Linked DNA regions of Homo sapiens: region 2 is linked to region 1. A link is a loop called in an ENCODE intact Hi-C map of the cell type or tissue named here. Cell type or tissue: heart right ventricle. All regions are shown on one strand.

Region 1 (4,000 bases):
TGCCAGGCACTATGTTAATACTTCTATCCATCAGCATATTTTATCAAAAAGTAATCAATAGAAGACTGAAAAAACAAAAAGGTGAAGCCAAGAGTCTGAATACTCTATTAATTGGTGATCTTGGCATTACATTGTAATTGTTTGTTTATATATCTTTCTCTTCTTCCAGGCTGTGGCTCTTAAAGTACAAGATGCTGTGTTTTATTGATTTTTTTATCCCCAACCCCTAGCCTAACATTGATACTAGAAAGCACTTACCACAATACCTTGCACATAGTAAGTTCTCAATAAATGTTGCTGATTTTTATTATAATTTATAATCATTCAGTGCATAAAGTATAATTTTCAGATAGATTGTAAGAAGGGTAGCAAAACACCAGAAAAATAAAAATGCTGATAAACCTTGAAAATAGTCATGATGCTAGGAGGAAAGTATAATGGTTCTGCAATGTGTTTATAGGTGGATTATCTACTTATTTGCATTTTTACTGTGACCACATAATCTGGGCGAGATGGCTCAAGCAATACCTGGCTGAAGGAAACAGAAGAAGAGCCAGCCACATAGGTCCACCTAGAATTTTCTTTTTCTGTTTCTTTTTTTTTTTTTTTTTTTTTTTTTTTTTTTTTTTTTTTTTTTTGGCGGGGGCGGGTGGACAGAGTCTCTCTGTTGCCCGGGCTGGAGTGCAGTGGCACCATCTTGGCTCACTGCAACCTCTGTCTCCTGGGTTCAAGTGATTCTTTTGCCTCAGCCTCCCAAGTAGCTAGGATTACAGACAGGCATGCGCCATTATACCCAGTGAATTTTTTTTGTATTTTTAGTAGAGACAGGGTTTCGCCATGTTAGCCAGGCTGGTCTCAAGTGATTCACCCACCTCAGCCTCCCAAACTGTTGGGGTTACAGGCAGGAGCCATTGGCCTGGCCTATAATTTTCATATATGTCCCACTGTACTCAGCACTAAATGCCACTGTCAGGCTCTGTTAATACCATGAGCCTCAGGCATACTCAGCTAGCTTCCAGATCATCACATCCCAGCTTCTTGTCCAAGCTCTGCCATCTTTCTTGTTCATAGAGTTTTAACTTTGTAGAGGCTCATGTTACTTTAAGGTGTCAAAGCATATTATTGACAAGTAAAGGCCTCTCCCCTCAAAATTTTGTTAAGCTGCAAGTATCTGTATTGAAACCTCTTAGTTACTCTCCCTGAACAAACTAGAAGGGAAACCACTGCCTTTTTAGCCAGCTGTGCTGCTTCTGGGTGAATGATAATGATAAATAACAAAATGCATGACCATCAGTGGAGAAAGGTAGTCTAAAGGCCCAGATTCAAAATTTAAAATACATGAGAAGTCTTTACCTTTTCTAGCAGATTAATTTAACTGGAATTCATTTATTGATGATGAGTGTTAACCTCCGTCTTATTGAAAAAGAAGTCTGCTTAAGTAACCTTTTGTCCTGCTTATCTATTTCAAAGTTGAACGTTAGCATCTTTTAGGGCTTTAAATGTGAAATTTAAGTATAATGGATAAAATGACTAATGATTTGTTTCATTTTCATTCAGGACACTGGTATTTCTTTTTCAGGGAACAGCCATGTTCTCTTACATTCGTTTGATTAATAAAGGTTAAAAACCCACCCTAACAGCATATAACTTAATTTTTTCCAACAGACTATTGATAACTGCTTAAGAGGGACAGTAACTGATTGTCTTGTATATGATGGTGGAAAAATTTTGAACATCAGATATCTCTGATTTCATTTTAAAGGCCATGAAGGCCCCTGAACTGAAGGAGAAGCTCGAAGAGTCTGAAAAGCTGATAAAAGAACTAACAGTGACTTGGGAAGAGAAGCTGAGAAAAACAGAAGAGATAGCACAGGTAGCTTGATAATTTAGCCCTAAAATATTGGGATTCTTTTTCACTTATTGTCTTTTCTGTGTAGTTTGCTGTCATCTTCAGAAAGTCTTTTTTTTTTTTTTTTTTGAGACGGAGTCTCACTCTGTCGCCCAGGCTGGGGTGCAGTGGCGTGATCTCGACTCACTGCAACCTCCACCTCCCGGGCTCAAGCAGTTCGCATGCCGTAGCCTCCCGAGTAGCTGGGATTACAGGTGCCTACTACCATGCCTGGCTAATTTTTATATTTTTAGTAGAGATGGGGTTTCACCATGTTGGCCAGGCTGGTCTCAAACTCCTGACCTCAGGTGATCTGCCAGCCGCAGCCTCCCAAAGTGCTGGGATTACAGGCATGAGCCACTGCACCCAGCCTCAGAAAGTCTTTTAAGGGCCCTTTTCTGCTGAACCAGAGATTGCAAAGATCACTTTTTTTTTTTTTTTTTTTTTTGAAGACAAGGTCTCCCTCTGTCACCCAGGCTGGAGTACAGCAGCTCAATCACAGCTCTCTTGCAGCCTCAACATCCTGGGCTCAAGTGATTCTCCTCCCTCAGTCCCCCCAAGTAGCTGGGACCACAGGCATGTGCTACCATGCCCAGCTAATTTTATCTATTTTGTGTAGAGCTGTGGTCTTATTTTGTTGCCCGGGCTGGTCTCAAACTCTGAGCTCAAGTGATTCTTCTGCCTCAGCTTCCCAGAGTGCTGGGGTTACAGGCATGAGCCACTGTGCCTCGCCCAGCAAAGATCACTTTTAGACATTGACGTCAGGTCTTTTTATCAATGTACAGTTTGGCCTGTATATTTGCTAGACGTGTTAGATAGCACTAAATTTGAACAAGCATGGTTACAGAAAATGTCATTCATATTTCCTGCTCTTCACATTTAAACGAAAGTCTGCCTTGTGATTTTTTTTTTTTTTTTTTTTTTTTTTTTTGCAGACAGAGTCTCTCTCTGTCGCCCAGGCTGGAGTGCAGTGGCGCAATCTCGGCTCACTGCAACCTCCGCCTCCTGGGTACAAGCGATTCTTCTGCCTCAGCCTCCCGAGCAGCTGGGACTAGAGGCTTGCGCCACCACTCCTGGCTAATTATTTTTGTACTTTAGTAGAGATGGGGTTTCACCGTGTTGCCCCAGCTGATCTCAAACTCCTGAGCTCAGGCAATCCACCCACCTTAGCCTCCCAAAGTGCTAGGATTACAAGTGTGAGCCACTGTGCCCAGCCTTGTTTTGTGATTTTTAGATCACCTGGCAAAGCATGAGGCTACCTGATTTTTATTTTATTTTATTTTATTTTTATTTATTTAATTTTTTATTGAGATGGAGTCTTGCTTTGTCACCCAGGCTGGAATGCAGTGGCGCAATCTTGGCTCACTGCAACCTCCGCCTCCCCAGTTCAAGCTATTCTCCTGCCTCAGCCTCCCAAATAGCTAGGACTATAGGTGTGTGCCACCACAACTGGCCAATTTTTGTATCTTTTGGTAGAGTCAGGGATTCACCATGTTGGCCAGGCTGGTCTCAAACTCCTGACCTCAGGTGATCCACCCGCCTTAGCCTCCCAAGAGGCTACCTAATTGACAGAGAATTTGTAACGTATAGCATATCATAATTTTTCAATGTATTTGATTCTTTGGGCTTGTTAGGAAATGCTGTATGTTTATATTTTAACTTTTACTTAAGTTAAAATATAAAGGAAGGACTAATTCTCGGGGTTATGTGCATTATGAATTTCTCTACATTATATATTTCACGAACATTTTTAATCTCATTGATCATTTGGAAATATTGGACCATCCCAATCACGTAGCTTAACAGCAGTCACTGGAACCCAGTCCAGCCTTCTGCTGATGTGTTTCTTATAGATATCGTTCACACCCACACATACCCCTACACCTCACTCACTGTCCCGCTTAACATTGCTTTATGTTTCTCCATAGTACTTAACACCATTGGAAATTCTATGTACCATATTGACTTAACTGTTTTCTTATGGCCTGTCTCCTCCCACCAGAATATAACTTTTCATGAAAGACGGGACTTCATTGGGTTCAGTGCTGTATTCCCAGCCCGAGATCAATACCTACTACATTGTAGACTCTAATAAATATATCTTGAATGAAT
Region 2 (4,000 bases), 98 kb before region 1:
CAAGCCGGGCCCTCTGCTCTGACCTCACACAGGTCACTTAAGAATTTGAAGAAGGCCAATGTCCTGTGGCCATTAGACAGTAGTGTGAGAGATGGAAAGAGGTGCCTTTTGTAATTACGAAGAAACTGTGTCCTGGTTTTTATGAAAATGCTTGTCTTTTTATTCTTTTCAACTTAAATGTTTACTTTTTCGCATTCTTCAAAAAAAAATAAAAGTTGACCCTAACGACACAATTTAGATTGAATTGAGTTATAAAAGGCAGCTTTCTTTATCTGTGAGAGAAAATATAACTTGAAATCCTATGTTTCCATAGTTACATTGCATTGTAATAAGATAAAAGCAGGACTAAGGGATATGTTTGAAAGGCGCTCCAGGAGCTGGCTGAGATAAATGTGATTATTAAGCCACTGTGCCAGGCTTTGGTGGGGAGCTAGGCAGGCAGGTCGAACTAGTTGAAATTTCCCATTAGAAGAAAGGCATTTCTAATGCTTTGTGTTGAAGGTAAAAGTGAACCACAGAAACACACTATTGCTTCTGCATTGGAAGTTTATATTTCACTCATACTTAGAATCAGAACTTGTTAAAGTAGTTGCTTTTGGAACTGTACATAATATTTTTCCCGTGTCAGGAAATCAATAAACTTAAAAAAAAATCTAAATTGTTGGTTTGATCATTCTGATTTCTACTCCTTCTTATGTCCCATTTAGTTAATTATTTTCTTTATTCAAAGAATACTGGAAGGCCAAAACATTGTGGCCCACACCTATAATCCCAGCACTTTGGGAGGCCAAGGCAGAAGGATCACTTGAGTCCAGGAGTTTGAGACCAGCCTGGGCAACATAGTGAGACCTTGTCTCTACAAAAAAAAAAAAAAAAAAAATGAGCTGGGTGTGGTGGTGCGTGCCAGCTACTTGGGAGGCTGAGGCAGGAGTATCACTTGAGCTCAGGAGGTTGAGGCTACAGGGAGCTCAGGAGGTTTCTAACAAAGAAAGATGCAGTTGGTATGCACTCTTTCTTGGTTAAGAGGAGAGATTGCCAACCAGTACATCTTTTATAGGTGCTGTAAAATCATGTTATACCTGCACTTTCTTGGGTTTCCTTTGTTCCCATCACTTGACAACTCTTAAATTCATGTTCTCCAGCCATTCTTTTCATTATTAATAGAAGAGAAACTGGGCCCAGGAAGGTTCAAGGATATGGCCGAGGTCACAGAGCCTTTCTCTTCTTTTAAAGAAACAATGATACACTTTAGATATTCTTATCTTACTGTGAATTAATTTTTTTTTCTAATTAAGCTTTTTGGGTGACCTTGAGCAAATGAAAAGCTTGACTTTTTCCTCTGCTTTACCGTATTGTGATTTCCTTGGGGTTGGCAGAGATTTGGAAAGGGATGTATTCCAGAACTGGAAAAATAATTTGGCCAAATTAAGCAAAATCTCCATGGGATGTTGGTGCCACTTACCCCAGTTTTTTTTTTTTTTCTTTCCATTCTCACAGACTTCCTCCTCGCTTCAACCCTCTCTCTGCTATCTGAGTCAAGGCCTCTGGCCTGCATACAAGCTGTAGGAGCTTGCATAGCGTTTCTGGAATCTGTACAGTAGTGCTGTGCTGTGGTGGGGTGGGGAGAAGGCAAATACAAGGGTGTTGAGGTGACAGTTCCGGTGTGTCAGATTGGTGGGTCAGAGAACTGTTTGCTCAGTGCCAGAATGTTGGAAAACAAAAGCAAGTTTCTAAGTAACCCCAAAATAGATTCACAGGCAGGATCAAGAAGCTAATGCAGATGTTCCTTATTTTTTAGAAAGAAGATCTAAAAGCCTTATGCAACTATGCAGAATTTCTAAAATGGATTTCATAAGGTCGCAACGTTACTAAATGACTTGTTTATTCAGCCAGCAATGCTTTAGTCTGGCTGACTCTTGGTGTTTAATTGCATTAGTTCTATGAAGCATTTTGTGATGTTGTTCACCGATGTACAAGGCATTCGGGCATACAATACAGTATTTATGCAATATTTAGGTGATTTTCAAAATATAAGCCTGGTGCCAAATATGGATGTAAAATTTTAAACAGTATGTCTACCATAACCCCATTTGGGAGGGGAAAAGTTATGTGTGTGTATCTGTGTGTGTGTCTAGCATGTGTCGGTGGTTCTCAAACTTTGACATACATCGGAGTCACCTGGAGGGCTTATTAAAACACAGATTGCTGTGTCTTCCCCTAGAGTTTCTTATTCAGTAGGTCTGCAGTGGGGCTCAAGCATTTGCTTTTCCAGTGAGTTTCCAGGTGATGCTGATGCTGTTAGTCTGGGGACCACAGTTTGGGAACCATTGTGGGGAACAGAAGCATAGAAACAAATCTAGAAGGAAAATTTACCATTATTGTTTAACAATAGTTATCTTATGTCTGGATAATGGGATTACTGGGGCTCTTTATTTTTCTTTTATACTTTCTGCATTTTTTTCCCATTATCATTAGAAGAAATCGCATTTAAAAGTTTTTCTGAGGCTCTAATACCTACGCTGTCATGAACACACAGTTGTTACTGTCTTCTATTGTCCAGTCTTACAATGTTGTCATTTATGACCACAGAGCTTCATGGAACCAGGTGAGGTGGTGCATGCCTGAAGTCCCACTTACCAGGGAGGCTGAAGTAGGAAGATCACTTGAGTCCAGGAGTTTGAGACCAGCCTAGGCAACATAGCAGGATCCTATTTCTAAGAAAAAGTTTAAAAATAAATAAGAACAAAGCATCAAGAATGCAATATTTTGTGTCCCTGGTTTTTATTTTGCCTTCCCAACATGTGAGTTTTTAGGGTACCTTTATCACTTCTTATTTTACTACATGGTGCTAAACACATGGTAAGTGTTCAATAGGTACTCAATAGCCCCATTAGTTAGAATTGATTCTTTTATGCCACATCACTTCTCTTAAGACTCCATGGAATACTATTTCATGAGTGCAAATTGTGTTTGATATCCATTTGAAAGAGGAAGATCTCATCAAAATCTGAAAGAACAGTAAAGAATTTGTATAAGGTAGCAAAATAAGACAAAGCTAAAGTGATAATCCAGCTCTCGTGACCTTAGAATAAACTGGTCAACCAAGAACAAAACTCTAGCACTAGAAATAGCACTTTATTATGTGAAAGCTCTCACAGTTTGGCCTTTAACATTTTAGGAATAATAAGTGTGTAACATCACACATAAAAAACAAAGCCTTAAGAATGTGGTGTTTTCCCATGAAAGAACAGCAAGGATATTATGCATATATGTGTGTTTCATTGATATTTTAGGAAGGCCCTTTGTTAATCAAAAATGAACCTGCCGGATGTTGATTAGTGGAGAAAACACTTAGAATACAGAGAACAATTTTTAAGCCTGAGTCTACCAAATTCTAGGCAAGTTCCTTAACCCCTTGTGTAAACCGTATTCTGTAAATGGGAACATTGGTCTGTAAACAGTTTGGATTTTCACAATGATCAAGTGAACTCATGCTTGAGAAAGCCTGTTAGAAGCGTGTTAAAATCCTCTGAACTCCAGGGTAGTGGTAGTGAGATCACCACTGTCCCTTTTCTTTTCCCAGCCCTGTGGTCTATTGTGGAAACTTACTTAACTCCCTGGATTTTCTGTCCCAGGGAAGGTTATGGCAAAGTGTGGCAAATCCAGGTTCTTCTAGTCTACCTTCCATCCTGCCCAGCTAATTTGGCAGTACCACTCAGCCTTTGTATGAACTCTGAGGTCAGGCAACTTTAGCAAATGCAAGATAGCTTCTGAATGCTGTTTTTCCTGATAACGTAAGTTCCTTTCCTATTACCCTGTTTCCAGGAAATTAAAATAATTACTGTCTCTGTGGAAATGCATGAATCCGTTATTTTAAAAAATGATTTATCACCTGAGGAATTTGTTACTTCTTGTTCAGTGCCTGTATTAGGAAGCTAAGGAATTAGGCATTTGTGAGCTCTCCCTTATACATTCTCATGGTGCTTCACAATGCCCGCTA

Evidence for each region. Peaks named below come from ENCODE experiments on the same cell type or tissue, not always from the same donor. Only the 100,000 strongest peaks of a DNase experiment are listed, where the experiment ranks them.
Region 2: it touches region 1 in a loop (2.7-fold over the local background); 3 of 110 quality-filtered maps call a loop at or near these places.

What each region holds. Positions count from the first base shown.
Region 1 is chr6:17,831,834-17,835,833 of GRCh38, reverse strand. KIF13A (kinesin family member 13A) reads left to right here. Exons shown (of 39, transcript NM_022113.6): 12 at 1,763-1,873. Among named protein-coding and RNA genes, the nearest start is that of NUP153-AS1, 130 kb to the right of the region's middle. In heart right ventricle, a CTCF peak has its summit at 2,376; no DNase peak of the experiment used is centred here; H3K27ac peaks cover 1,592 bases.
Region 2 is chr6:17,930,285-17,934,284 of GRCh38, reverse strand. All of the region lies in intron 2 of KIF13A (kinesin family member 13A), which reads left to right. Among named protein-coding and RNA genes, the nearest start is that of KIF13A, 55 kb to the left of the region's middle. RefSeq lists a silencer at 1-114. In heart right ventricle, no CTCF peak of the experiment used is centred here; a DNase peak (open chromatin) is centred at 1,614; H3K27ac peaks cover 4,000 bases.